Regions from separate parts of the Homo sapiens genome. Here region 2 is linked to region 1. A link is an interaction called in ENCODE POLR2A ChIA-PET data of the cell type or tissue named here. Cell type or tissue: MCF 10A. All regions are shown on one strand. Each heading gives the region's core, and the rest is flanking DNA. Links, peaks and the distances in the headings are about the cores only. Region 1 has its middle 31 kb from the start of ACOD1. Region 2 has its middle 12 kb from the start of CLN5.

Evidence for each region. Peaks named below come from ENCODE experiments on the same cell type or tissue, not always from the same donor. Only the 100,000 strongest peaks of a DNase experiment are listed, where the experiment ranks them.
Region 2: POLR2A ChIA-PET joins it to region 1 with 6 read pairs; 3 of 35 experiments call an interaction of 5 or more read pairs at or near these places.

The regions. Positions count from the first base shown.
Region 1 is chr13:76,912,345-76,922,600 of GRCh38, reverse strand. No RefSeq gene overlaps it. Among named protein-coding and RNA genes, the nearest start is that of ACOD1, 31 kb to the left of the region's middle. RefSeq lists enhancers at 4,081-5,280, 4,745-5,416. In MCF 10A, for the core only: no CTCF peak of the experiment used is centred there; a DNase peak (open chromatin) is centred at 4,760.
Region 2 is chr13:76,977,434-76,982,433 of GRCh38, reverse strand. It overlaps the pseudogene RPL7P44. Among named protein-coding and RNA genes, the nearest start is that of CLN5, 12 kb to the left of the region's middle. In MCF 10A, for the core only: a CTCF peak has its summit at 2,134 (motif pointing right); a DNase peak (open chromatin) is centred at 2,173.

The DNA.
Region 1 (10,256 bases), core at 2,078-7,077:
TTTTATGCAAACTGCTGTTTTGTACTTAGCTTTAAAGACTACCTAACCAAATTTTATAGGGAAATACATGGAGGATCAAAGAGGTGAGGTGATTTTTCCTGGGCTAGATAACCAGTGATGCTGCTATGTTGTTCCAGAGCTTTGGATGAAGCTGTAGGAGACATTTCACTCAGATGTATAGATGATACTAAGCTAAAACAGATAGCTGAGATGGTCAATCTCAGATCAAATTATACTATCTTAAGTGGTCTTGACAGGCTGAAGAGCTACACTAAAACCAAGACATATATTTGAATAGTTTAACAACTTGCGTTCAGAGATGTCCTGTAAGGCATAGGTGTGCACTCTTGAATGCTGGTTGTTCACAAACCAGAAGTGTGGCAGGGCTTCTTAACTTGTTGCTGTAACTTTCTTTACATGAATGCCACACTTTCCAAACCTCCAGTAGTCCTGATTATCTGTTTCTGGGCAAGCTAGGCTGTGAATGTCCCCACCTAGTGCAGACCGGTACAGAGCTCAGAGGGTTGATACTCTGAAGTATATACTCATAATATTGAGCCTTAAGACTGTATTTGCTCCATCCACTTGCATCAGAATTGGCTCATTCTAATAGCACCTTGATCTTGGACTTCCCAGCCTCCAGAACTGTGAGCAATAAATTTCGGTTATATAAGTCACCCAGTCTATGGTATTTTTAAAATGACAGCACCAGCTGATACAGTGTTGATTTTTGTCCTGTTAATTTTTTAAAAACCTAGAATGTATAAGCCTACCTCAGAGATATTGCTGGGTCAGTTCCATATCACTGGCATAAAGCAAATATCACAATGAAGTGAGTCACACAAATTTTTTGGCTTTCCAGTGCATATAAAAGCTATGTTTGGCCAAATGTAGTGGCTCATTCCTGTAATCCCAGCACTTTAGGAGGCTGAGGCTGGCAGATAGCCTGAGGTCAGGAGTTTGAGAACAGCCTCAGCAATATAGCAAAACCTTGTCTTTATAAAAAATAGAAAAATTTGTCGGATGTGGTGGTGGTGTGCACCTGTAATCCCAGCTCTCAGGAGGCTGAAGTGGGAGAATCACTTGAGTCCAGGAGGTGGAGATTGCAGTGAGCCGAGATTGCACCACTGGACTCCAGCCTGGGTGACAGAGTGAGACCCTGTCTCAAAAAAATAAAAAAGTTATGTTTACAGTATACTGTAGTCTATTAAGTGTGCAATAGCATTATGTCTAAAAAAGTGTACATACCTTAATTCAGAAATACCTTATTCCTAAAAAATGCTAACATTCACCTGGACCTTCAGTAAGTGTAATATTTTTTCTGGTGGAGGGACTTGCCACAGTGTCGATGGCTGCTGACTGATCAGGGTGGTGGCTGTTGAAGGTTGAGGTGACTGTGGCAATTTCTTAAGACAAAAATGAAGCTTGTTATATCAACTGACTTTCTTTCACAAAAGATTTGCCTGTAGCATGTGATGCTGTTAGACAGCATTTTACTCATGGTTGAACGTCTTTCAAAATTGGAGTTAATCCTCTCGAAGCCTACCATTGCTTTATCAACTAAAATTATGGAATATTCTAAATCCCTAAATCCCTTGTCATTTCAACAATGCTCATGGCATCTTCACCAGGAGTAGGTTGTATCTTAAGAAACTACTTTCGTTATTCATCTCTAAGAAGCAACTCCTTATCTGCTAAAGTTTTATCATGGGACTGCAGCAATTCAGTCACATCTTCAGGCTCCACTTATAATTCTAGTTCTCTGGCTATTTCTTTTTTAAAAAAAAATTTTCCATAAGTAATTGGGGTACAGGTGGTATTTGGTTACATGAGTAATTTCTTTAGTGGTGATTTGTGAGAATTTGATGCACCCATCACCCGAGCAGTATACACTGTACCATATTTGTAGTCTTCTAGCCCTGACCCTCCTCCCACTCTTTCCCCCAAGTCCCCAAAGTCATTGCATCATTCTTATGCCTTTGCGTCCCCATATCTTAGCTCCCACATATCAATGAGAACATATGATGTGTGGTTTGCCATTCCTGAGTTACTTCACTTAGAATAATACTCTCCAATCTCATCCAGGTCACTGCAAATGCTATTAATTCATTCCTTTTTATGGCTGCATAGTATTCCACCATATAGGTATATACCACAGTTTCTTTATCCACTTGATTGATGGGCATTTGGGTTCGTTCCACAATTTTGCAATTGTGAATTGCACTGTTGTAAATGTGTGTGCAAGTATCTTTTTTGAGTAATGACTTCCTTTCCTCTGGGTAGATAGCCAACAGTGGGATTGCTGGATCAAATGGTAGTTCTACTTTTAGTTCTTTAAGGAATCTCCATACTGTTTTCCATAATGGCTGTACTAGTTTACATTCCCACCAGCAGTGTAGAAGTGTTCCCTGTTTACCGCATCCATGCCAGCATCTACTGTTTTTTGATTTTTTGATTATGGCCATTCTTATAGGAGTGAGGTAGTACCTCATTGTGGTTTTGACTTGCATTTCCCTGATCATTAGTGATGTTGAACATTTTTTTCACGTTTCTTGGCCATTTGTGTATCTTCTTTTCATGTCCTTAGCCTACTTTTTGATGGGATTGTTTGTTTTTTTTCTTACTGATTTGTTTGAGTTTATTGTAGATTCTGGATATTAGTCCTTTGTCAGATGTATAGATTGTAAAGATTTTCTCCCACTCTGTGGGTTGTCTGTTTACTCTGCTGACTGTTCCTTTTGCTGTGCTGAGTTCTTATCCATTTTGCGGTTCTGCATCTTTTAAGTGGAGCATTTAGGCCATTTACATTCAATGTTAGTATTGAAACCTGAGGTACTGTTGCATTCATCATGCTCTTTGTTGCCTGTGTACTTTGGTTTTTTTGTTTTTTGTTTTTGCTTTTTAACTTATATTTTTATTTTATAGGTCCTGTCCGATTTATGCTTTAATGAGGTTCTGTTTTGATGTGTTTTCAGGATTTGTTTCAAGATTTAGAGCTCCTTTTAGCAGTTCTTATAGAGGTGGCTTGGTAATGGTGAATTCTCTCAGCATTTGTTTGTCTGAAAGACTGTCTCTTTCCTTCATCTATGATGCTTAGTTTTGCTGGATTTACAAAATTCTTGGCTGATAATTGTTTTGTTTGAGGAGGCTGAAGATAGGGCCCAAATCCCTTCTAGCCTGTAGGGTTTCTGCTGAGAAATCTGCTGTTAATCTGATAGGTTTTCCTTTATAGGTTACCTGGTGCTTCTGTCTCATAGCTCTTAAGATTCTTTCTTTTGTCTTAACTTTGGATAACCTGATGACAATGTGCCTAGGGGAAGATCTTTTTGTGATGAATTTCCTTGGTGTTCTTTGTGCTTCTTGTTTTTGGATGTCTAGGCCTCTAGCAAGGCTGGGGAGGTTTTCCTTGATTATTCCCCCAAATATGTTTTCCAAGCTTTTAGGATTCTCTTCTTCCTCAGATACACCAATTATTCTTAGGTTTGGTCGTTTAACATAATCCCAGACTTCTTGGAGGCTTTGTTCATATTTTCTTATTCTTTTTTCTTTGTCTTTGTTGGAATGGGTTAATTTGAAGACCTTGTCTTCAAGCTCTGAATTTCTTTTACTTGTTCAATTCTATTACTGAGACTTTCCAGAGCACTTTGCATTTCTAAAAGTGTGTCCAAACTTTCCTGAATTTTTTACTGTATTTTCTTTAAGCAGTCTATTTCCTTGAACATTTCTTCCTTCACTTCTGGTACCATATTTTGTATTGCCTTGCATTGGGCTTCACCTTCTCTGGTCCCTCCCTAATTAGCTTAATAACTATCCTCCTGAATTCTTTTTCAGGTAAATCAGGGATTTTTTTCTTGGTTTGGATCCATTGCTGGTGAACTAGTGTGATTTTTGGGGGGGTGTTGAAGAGCCTTGTTTTGTCATATTACCAGGGTTGGTTTTCTGGTTCCTTCTCATTTGGGTAGGCTCTGTCAGAAGGAAGGTCTAGCACTGAAGGCTGTTGTTCATATTCTTTTGTCCCATAGGATGTTCCCTTGATGTAGTACTCTCCGCCTTTTCCTATGGATGTGGCTTCCAGTGAGCTGAACTGCAGTGATTGTTGTCTCTCTTCTGGGTCTAGCCACCCAGCAAGTCTACCTGGCTCTGGGCTGGTACTGGGGGTTGTCTGCACAGACTCCCATGATGTGAACTGTCTATGGATCTCTCAGCCATGGATACCAACACCTGTTCCTGTGGAGGTGGTAGGGAGTACAATGGACTCTGTGAGTGTTCTTAGCTTTGGTGGTTTAATGCTCTATTTTTGTGCTGGTTGGCCTCCTGCTAGGAGGTGGTGCTTTCCAGACAGCATCAGCTGTGGTATTACGGGGAAGAACCGGCAGTGGACGGGGCCCTAGAACTTCCAAGATTATATGCCTTTTGTCTTCGGCTACCAGAGTGGGTAGGGAAGGACCATCAGGTGGGGGCAGGGCTAGGCATGTCTGAGCTCAGACTCTCCTTGGGTGGGTCTTGCTGCGGCTGCTGTGGCGGATGGGAGTGAGAGTCCCAGGTCACTGGAGTTGTGTACGTGGGAGGATTATGGCTGCCTCTGCTGAGTCATGCAGGTTGTCAGGGAAGTGGGGGAAAGCCGGCAGTCACAGGCCTCACCCAGCTCCCATGCAAACCGAAGGGCTGGTCTCACTCCCTGCGTGTCCCTTATCAGCCCCCAGACTGTTTCCAGGCAGAGAGCAATACCAGCTTGAAAACCTGCCCCAGGCTACTCGCCTCCTAGTTGCGAAATAAAAGGTCTGGATTTTTCCCAGGCCTGTAGAGTCTGCATACTGGATTTGCACCCTCCCCCTGGTTCTGGCCAGGAGGCTTCTCACCCTGTTCAAATTGTTACTAAGTTCAGCTAGAGATTTGCTTCTTCCTGTGTAGTTTTACCCCCTGCTCCTCTCCCGCTGGATCCCTGAGGTGCCAGGCAGGAGTAGCCTGCTAAGGCACCCAGCAAGCTCCCAGGGCCTTTCTGCTGCTTCCTCTACCCCTGTATTTCACTTGGCTCTCCACATTGACTCAGCTCCAGATAAAGTCAGAAACTTCTCCCACAAACAGACCTTCAGCTTTTCCAGTGGGGGTGTGTGTTTAGGAGAGGAGGGTCTCCCTTTCCCAACTTCCACAGTTGGGGCACTCACAGTTTTGAGGGTTCACCTGGGTCCTACAGGAGCAGTCTCCTTTCTTTAGAGGGTCTGTGGAATTGCTCTTGGAATTGCTGTCTCTTGCTATTTCTGTCACATCTGCAGTTACTTCTTACACTGAAGTCTGGAACCTCTCCAAGTCATCCATGAGCATTGGAATCAACTTCTTCCAGACTCCTATTCATGTTGATATTTTGATCTCCTCCCATGAGTCATGAATGTTCTTAATGGCATCTAGAATAGTGAATCCTTTCCAGAAGGGTTTCAATTTACTTTGCCCAGATCCGTCAGAGAAATCAATATCTATGGCAGCAATAACCATATGAAATGTATTTCTTAAATAATAAGACTCGAAAGTTAAAAATTTGTCCTTGATCCTTGGGCTGCAGAACAGATGTTATATTAACAGGCATGAAAAGAACATTAATTTCCTTATATGTCTGCATCGGCACTCTTAAGTGATCAGGTGCATTGTCTCTGAGCAGTAATATTTTGAAAGTAATCTTTTTCTGAACACTGGGTCTCAACAGTGGTCTTAAAACATTCAGTAAACCATGCTGTACACAGGTGCTGTCATCCAGGCTCTGTTCCATTTATAGAGCACAGGTAGAGTAGATTTAGCGCCATTCTTAAAGGCTCTAGATTTTCAGAATGGTCAATGTGCGTTGACTTCAACTTCAAGTCAAGCTGCATTAGCCCCTAACAGGAGGCTCTGCCTGTTCTTTGAAGCTTTGGAGCCAGGCATTTACTTCTCTTCTCTAGCTGTGAAAGTCCTAGGTGGTACCTTCTTCCAATAAAATAAGGGATGCCTGTAGTTGTCTTCAGTTTCTTGAAGGATTGTTATCTTCTCAGGGGTATAGAAGTAGGCTGGGTAGCTCTATAAGATTGAATTAGGATCAGTTGGTAAAAATTGCAGGGAGGCCGCCTTGTGTTCAAGATCTAAGAATAAAATAAAACCTTCTAACAGAGAAATGGGCTGGGAGTGGGTTGGCTGTCATTGGAAGTTGAGTTTTATGGATGTCATATAAAGTTTCTTGCATTAATAAGGACATTGGACTGGATAACTTTTAAAGTCTCTTCAACTCTAGGATTTTTTAAGCACATTAAATGTCTTTGGAAACAACCAAAATAGACTTTTCTGACTTTGGAGAAAAACAAACTTTTTTCTCAGAACGTTGACTCCGTGGGTCAAATCTCTGACTAACTATTATGACAAAAGATGCTCTGGCCACGTAGAGGGTCCTAGTAGAGTGATTTTATTCAACAACTATTTCCTTTGTGCCTATTATGAGTTATATGCTGTGGTAGGTGAATGAGATACAAAGAAGATTTTTAAAAAGTGGTCTCTGTGGCTGGGTGTGGTGGCTCATGCCTATAATCCCAACAACTTAGGATGTTGAGGTGGGAGAATTGCTTGAGCCCTAGTTTGAGAGCAGCCTGGGCAACATAGTGAGACCCTGTCTCTACAAAAAATAATTTAAAAAATTTAGTTGGGCATGGTGGTATACACTTGTAGTCCCAGCTACTAGAAAGGCCAAGATGGGAAGATCACTTGAGCCCAGAAGGTTGAGGCTGCAGTAAGCCATAATTGCACCACTGCATTCCACCCTGGGTGACAGAGTGAGAACTTGTCTCAAAAAAAGTAGTCTCTGCCCTTGGGGAAGTTGACAAAAATGGAAGAGAGAAATCTATAATATTAATAAAAAATGATATTTATTAAGAACATAATACATGGCAGGTGCTAGTCTAAATGTTTTTAATATTAACAATAGTCCTATAAGATACCCATTTACAGATGAGAAAACTGAGGTATAAAGCGTAAAAGAATACTTTGCTCTATTTCACCCAATTATTAAGTGCTAGACCAGCATGGAGGTGGTCTGACTTCAGAAGCTATGCCCTTAATCTTAGCACTATCCTTCCTCTTTCCTGTAATATCTTTCCTTTGTACCGAATCACATCGTGTCCTCCTGGTTCTCCTTCATCCTCTCTAACTGTGCTTCTCAGTGTCCTCCATGACTCCTTTTCCTCTGCCAGGCCGTTTTACCTGGTGTTCTCCAGAGCTCTGCCTAGGCTTTCTTCCCACGTTGAGCCCTCTCCAGGGGTTCTCTGAAGGTCTCATGGTCCCTGATTACCAGTCAGGGGCAGACAACTTGCAGATCTGTCTCCTTAGCTCATTCTGCATCCCCAACTTTCAGGCTCAGACGTTCAGTTGCCTCTTAGATATCTTTACCCAAATGTCCATACGCATCCAGTGCTCTATGTGAAGTATACTGAATGCATCAACTTTCTTCCTAAATTCACTTCTCCTATGTAGTCCATATCTTACATGGGACCCTATCCATGCTGAAAAACTAGGAGCCATATTTGACTTTTGTCTTATCCTGCACAGTCAATCTATATGGGACCCCATCCATACTGGAAAACTAGGAGCCATATTCTTTGAATTTCTGAAGATAGGGCCCAAATCCCTTCTAGCTTGTAGAGGTTCTGCTGAGAAATCTGCTGTTAATCTGATAGGTTTTCCTTTGTAGGTTACCTGGTGCTTCTGTCTCACAGCTTTTAAGATTCTTTCTTTTGTCGTAACTTTGGATAACCTGATGACAATGTGCCTAGGGGAAGATCTTTTTGCGATAAATTTCCTGGGTGTTCTTTGTGCTTCTTGTATTTGGATGCCTAGGTCTCTAGCAGACCCCATGCACCATTCATCTTTCTATTTCTAGGGTTGGGCACCATGTCTGATCCAGCAGATGCTCAATAAATAAGCTTTTGAAATAAATGTATTTATTGAAATAGCTAAATGAATAGAAACGGTTAGTGTGGCATGACACGGGGAATTGATTAAGTACCAAGGAGCCAGTGAACCAGGGATTACAGATTCTGCTTGGGAGACCCAAGTAGGCTTCACAGGAGAGATGACATTTCATTAAGACCTTCAGAGAAAAGGATGAGTAGACATGGGCTAGGTACAGCACAGGGGAAAAGGACTTTGTTGGCAGAGGGAATTTTCAGGGTGAGGTGGGCGGTTTGGCAGGGCTGGAAACAGGGGACCTGAGCGGGGTGGTAGCTGGCAGGTGGGCTGAGAGGTGGCATGCAGCAGGACTGGGGAGGCTGCCTCACCTCTGTTGTAGCCAGATGGACCCTGGCTGAGAACCCAGGGAAAGCAATGCCACCTACTATGCCGAAATTGGTTTTCCAGCCCCTTGCGTGGGAAGAAGTCAGTAGATCACTTATTAACTTGTCAACACACTGGAATTTTTAAGTGAAAACCCTCTCATAGAATTAGAAAATCCATATGTGTGACATATGGAAAACATTCAACAAATACAGTGAACATTTTTCTAACTTGTGACACGTGTTTGCCATCAAGCATTTAAAAAGAGGTCCTGTCCTTTATTATTTTATAAAACGTGTCTCTCTTGATTGCATGATTTTTCCATTTCTCCTCCCTGACATTTTCATTCTAAAGTTATATAGTCATATGAGGCTTAATTGCTGCTGCTACTTTTAGCAGCCTTCACTCACTGTTGAGATTTTTATTTCCATATAACAATGACGCACCTAGAATTACACCATAATAATTATTGGTAAAGTTAATTGCAATCCAGCTCTTTCACTCTTTCATGTTTTATTGGTAATTCTCACAGTTTAAAGGGTTATAATCTGTATAGCACCTGACACAGTTCTGAGCACTTAGTGTGTGCTCAATAAACTGTAATGAGTAAAAAGAAAGTATTGCTTTCAACTGATTTGATCTTGTGATTTATAAGCATTTGAAAGGTGCTATTTTATTTTATTTATTTATTTTTTTTCAGGCAGAGTCTTGTTGTGTCACCCAGGCTAGAGTGCAGTGTTGCAGTCTTGGTTCACTGCAACCTCCACCTCCTGGGTTCAAATGATTCTCCTGCCTCAGCCTTCCAAGTAGCTGGGATTACAGGGGCCTGCCACCACGCCTGGCTAGTTTTTGTATCTTTTTAGTAGAGATGGAGTTTCACCAGGTTGGCCAGGCTGGTCTCAAACTCCTGATCTCAAGTGATCCTCACACCTTGGCTTCCCAAAGTGCTCGGATTACAGGTGTGAGCCACCATGCCTGGCCTGAAAGGTGCTATTTTAATTAAGGCTACTTTGTCTTCCAAAATTTCAGAGTTAAGTCCTTAAGACTTTTCTTCAGTGAAGAATAGGCAATTGCTGCAGCCCAATTTACTGTCCAAGCCTTTTTGCAGAATCAAAAGTTCCTGAGGGAATGACTGTTGCACTTCTGTCATTTGTTAAAAAATGAATTGGGTGGTTACTATGTGTCAGGGTTGTCTTAATGACGAGAAACACAGGAATCAAGCAGACCTGGTTTCATCCCTAAAAACCTTGCAATTTAGTACAGGTAGCCATACAAAAACCCAAGTCTTCCAGAAGTCTACCAAGGCCATGGTAGAGCCACAGAGAAGAGAGTAATCAGCTCTTCACAGAGGTTTAGGAATGACTTCACACAGGAGGTTATGAGCTTGAACCAAGCCATAAATGGCCAAAATATGTTCCTGCATTACAAGTAGAGGATAGTGGTGGCAGGATGTGCAGTGAAATTGGTTAAGTCAGGTTCATGGAGAACTCTGTATGGCTTCATAAGCAGTTTACACTTTATCCTATAAGCAAAGGGGGCTTTTAATGGGAGAGTGAAATGGTCAGATTAACCACAAAGATCATTCAGGTAGCAGTGCAGACAATGGGTTCAGGGAGTAGAGTGGGAGGTGAGTGGGTGGGCTGTGCAATGTTTTGGCAGGGATGCCAATTATAATACAACCCAATGGGCCGGGCACAGTGGCTCATGCCTACAATCCTAGCACTTTGGGAGGCTGGGGTGGGTGGATCACTTGAGGTCAGGAATTTGAGACCAGCCTGGACAATGTGGTAAAACGCCTTCTCTACTAAAAATACAAAAATTAGCTGGACATGGTGGCACGTGCCTGTAATCCCAGCTACTTTGGAGGCTGAGGCAGGAGAATCACTTGAACCTGGGAAGCAGAGGTTGCAGTGAGCCAAGATCGTGCCACTGCACTCCAGCCTGGGTGACAGAGTGAGATCCCATCTAAAAAA
Region 2 (5,000 bases), core at 1-5,000, 62 kb before region 1:
AGTAATTTCTCGGGATCACATAAGGCAGTGAGGGTGGAGTCAGGTTTGATCTTGGGCACTCAGACCTACACTAAGTTATCCTGCTTTTCAAATTCACTCCTTGTCCTCCTTTTCCTCCTCATCTGCAGTGATGACGGATGCATGTGTGTTTTCCACAAGCAGTTGCTCTTTGCCCTGTCTGGTGTCACACCACGTTTACATCCTCTTTCTAAATCTAGGCATCGTTGACAGTAAATATCCTACTGGGTCAAGAGCTAGAATCACCCTCGGGGATTTACAGTACTCCATCTGTCACTTATGAGCAGCAATCTACCTCCAGGTTAAGAAAGGTAGGTTTCTTCTTGAAAGTAAATGCAGGGTTTATTCAGCACCCAGGACATAAAGGCTTAGTGAATTTTTATCAGAGGAACATGGGACTAATAATTTAAAGATCCAGTAGGGAAAGTAATGTTTGCTGGATATTGCAGATTTCATCTTTTAATAATAAAGGAATAGTTCCTCTTTTCCCGCTGGAACCATGGAGAGTGTCAAAGAGAAGAAGAAAAAGTTTCCTGCTGTACCAGAAACCCTTAAGAAAAAGCGAAGAAATTTCACAGAGCTGAAGATCAAATGCCTGAGAAAGAAGTTTGCCCAAAAGATGCTTCGAAAGGCAAGGAGGAAGCTTATCTATGAAAAAGCGAAGCACTATCACAAGGAATATAGACAGATATACGGAACTTAAATTTGAATGGCAAGGATGGCAAGCAAAGCCGGCAACTTCTATGTACCTGCAGAACCCAAATTGGCATTTGTCATCAGGATCAGAGGTATCAGTGGTGTGAGCCCAAAGGTCCGAAAGGTGTTGCAGCTTCTTCGCCTTCGTCAAATCTTCAGTGGAAACTTTGTGAAGCTTAACAAGGTTTCAATTAACATGCTGGGGATTGTAGAACCATATATTGCAGGGGGTACCCAAATCTGAAGTCAGTAAATAAACTAATCTACAAGCGGGGTTATGGCAAAATCAATAAGAAGCGAATTGCTTTGACAGATAACGCTTTGATTGCTCGAACGCTTGGTAAATATGGCATCATCTGCACGGAAGATCTGATTCATGAGATCTATACTGTTGGAAAATGCTTCGAAGAAGCAAATAACTTCCTGTGGTCCTTCAAATTATCTTCTCCATGAGGTGGAAAGAAGAAAAAGACCACCCATTTTGTAGAAGGTGGAGATGCTGGCAACAGGGAGGACCAGATCAACAGCTTATTAGAATAATGAACTAAGGTGTCTACCATGATTATTTTTCTAAGCTGGTCAGTTAATAAACAGTACCTGCTCTCAAAAAAACAAAGAATAACTTTTCTTCAAATATCTGGTCAATGAATGATATTGTACAGAAGAAACTCAGGGAGCATCCTACCTGAAATTTTATTAACAAGTAACTTTTATTTAAAAATTATCAAATAAAATGCAAATTATCTGCATTTTTCCTATTTATTTCCTGTGATCATATAAGAAAATTAGGCAACACATATGGCGTTTTGGACTTTCTAAGAACTTGCTAAGTTTGTGAGACAAAATGTCATGAGGAGCAGCGGCATCCTAGCCAAGGCTGCCTGCTTCCACTGCCCTTAGTTACAGCCCACGCTGTATCCGGATCTCAAACTCTCCATGTTAAGTGTCCTAAGAATTTTTTTTTTGTCCTCCAGCTCCGATGAAGATGCAATGGGGTCTCTTCTTCAGTCTTCCCTGTCAAAAACATCACTTCAACTTCCAGCTTTGGAACTGAGCAGTTAAAAAAATTATTGCACACAATTAAATATTTTAAAACAATTAAAAGTATTGCATATCAATATCGACGTTCTCTTTTGAAATAAGTTGAATGGAAGTTACTTTTTAGTAGTGCGGCAAAGGATAGAATCCATTTTTCCCCTTGCTCTTTCGTTTAAAGATAATTTTCAAATAAAGTTATCTATTAATAAAAATCTAGCTTATGTCTCCCTGGCGCCCTCTCTCTTCCCTCCGAACAGAAAGGGCAGAATCTCTGCAGCCTCCGCAGGGGCCGGGATGCGCAGGTTCAGCGGACAGATCTCTCTCCCACCTGGGACCCCATCGCCAACGCGCCAGCGCTCCAGTGGGGCTATGCGCCAGAGCGGAATCCGCCGCAAGGGGGCGCGCGGGTGCAGCCGGAGGTGGGAGCGAGCGGCTCTGCACGCAGCTTCGGAGGTGCTGGGGTATGTGGGGCTGCGGGGCTAGGTCTGGGCTGCACGGCCCTGGGGGCGCCACGGGGGCGCTTTCTCTTCCCTCTGCAGCCTGCGGAGTGGCGGGGGCAACCCCTTCCTAAGCTGTTTTCCCTCTCTCGGGCTTCTAATTTTTATTTTTATTTTATTTTATTTTATTTTGTTACTTTAAGTTCCAAGATACATGTGCAGAACGTGCAGGTTTGTTACATATGTATGCATGTGCCCTGGTGGTTTGCTGCACCTATCAACCCATCATCTAGGTTTTAAGCCCCATATGCATTAGGTATTTGTCCTAATGCTCTCCGTCCCCAGGGGCTTCTAATTTTTTTTTGTTGTTGTTGTTGAGACGGAGTCTCGCTCTTGTCGCCCAGGCTGGAGTGCATTGGCACGATCTGGGCTCACTGCAACCTCCGCCTCCCGGGTTCAAGCGATTCTTCTGTCTCAGCCTCCCGAGTAGCTGGGATTACAGGCTCCTGCCACCACGCCCTGCTAATTTTTTTTTTTTTTTTTTTTTTTAAACAGGAGTTCACCATTTTGGCCAGGCTTGTCTCGAACTCCTGACCTCAAGTGATCCACCTGCCTCGGCCTCCCAAAGGGTTGGGCCGCGACTTACAGTCGTGAGTCACCGCGCCCGGCCTGGGGCTTCTCATTTTTAAAAGGTATCCAACACGCCTCCCTCCGCACACTCCGCTGGATCTCCAGCGACCCAGCCGGGCTTCAGACAAAAAACGGGCAGCAGGGATGTTCGCAGTCACAAGGACCAGACCAGCCTGCCCCTCACCTGCTACCCCTTTGCCAATAGTGTTTTGTTTTTTGGAGGGGAGGGGGAGGGAGTAAAACATATGTAACATGAACTTTACCATTTTAACCATTTTTAAGTAGTGTGTGATCGACTGGCATTAAGTGCATTCACAATGCTGTGGAGCCATCTCCACTGTCCGTCCCCAGACCATATTCATCATCCCAAACTGCAACCGCAACCGTGAAACACTAATTCCTCATTCTCCTTTCTCCCAGCTCCAGGTAGCCTCTATTACATTCTACTTTCTATCTCTAAGACTTTGTCTACTCTAGGTACTTACTACAAGTGGAATCATATAATATTTGTCTTTGTGTTACTGCCTTATTTCACTTGGCCTATGTCCTTAGGGTTCATCCATGTGGTAGCACTTGTCAAAATTTCCTTCCTTTTTAAGGAAGGAATAATATTCCCTTGTATGTAGAACACCACATTTTGTGTACCATTCATCTGTTGATGGACATTTGGGTTGTTGGCTGTAGTGAATAATGCTGCTATGAACATGGGTGTACAAATACCTGTTTGAGTCCCTACTTTTAATTCTTTTGTGTATATACCTAGAAGTGGAATCATGGTAGTTCTCTTTAACTTTGTGAGGAACCGCCACAGCTGCTGCACCTTTCTTTTTAATAAGTTAAAATATACAATTCATTAATTTCTTTGTCTGCAGGATTTGAAGTTTGAAGCTGGAGGACATCTCTGTTCAATCTCCTGGCTGAGTTTCCCTGGGAGGAAAAATGACTTCTTTAAGGTCATCACTAGGCAGTGACAAAGTCAGTCCTAGAAGCCAATTCTCTTTTCTCTAAAACTTAGGAAAGGAAATATCTAGCACCTCTTTCACTTGAAGGGTATTAAGATTAATGTGGGTGTTATTCATTCATCCTTTCAACAAGTAGTTACTGATTTCCTAATGGGTGAAGGGCGATGTCCTACACACTGGGGTTTGTGAGTATTTAATGAACTCAGGTCTCTGTGCTTGAGATGAAGTCCGGGAGAGGTACATGGACTTATTGAGTCTAGATTACAACCCAGTAAATGCCTCAGTGCTTTCTTATCAGTTCCAAAGGACGTGCACATGTTGAAAACGTGTTTCACTCCTTGAGCATGTTCATCTGATTATTCCGTGAAACAACTGAAGGCCAACTTGTTTGGGGAATTCTTTAAAATCAAATCCATGTTTTTAGCATTTTTTTTTTAAACGGGGTCTTGCTCTGTCACCCAAACTGGAGTGCAGTGGCATGATCAAAGCTCATTGTAACTTCAAACTCTTGGGCTCAGGCAATTCTCTCACCTCTGCCTCCTGAGTAGGTAGGACTGCAGCACACACCTCCATTCCTGGCTAATTTTTTAGTTTTAATTTTTGTAGAGACAGGGGTCTCACTATGTTGCCCAGGCTCGTCTCAAATTCCTGGCCTCAAGCAATTCTCCCACCTTGGCCTTCCAAACTGCTGCTATTACAGGTATGAGCCACCATGCCCAGCCTGTATCTGCATCTGCATCTTTCTTGCCCTTCAGAATATTCAAAGTCTTTTCTCATATATATATATATATATATATATATATATATATATATATATATATATGAGCATTCTAAGCTCATATATGTATGTATATATGGTATATCAGATAGGAGCTATTATTCAATTTTATAAAACAACATACGAAGAGAGAATGTTTAGAATCTTAGCATATACTTTAGTGAAATACAAAGTTTAGTAACAAGAGGCTGAGACTCTTGATTTTTATGCCTCCCAGCCCTAATGCCATCCTTTCAGAGAGTCAAGGGACATTTGATTCAGACCAGCCTCGTGTACCTCCTGGTGAAGCTGACCTGTGTGTTTTAGGTTGGAATAGAAGCCAGTGAAGAAGGTGTGGCTCAAAGGCAACCCCCAATATACAAGTGTCTCCCCTGAGCTTCCTCCCTTGCCTCCACGTCCTCATGTTTCCCCAGATCAGGGCCCCTACAGGATCCCAGGGTT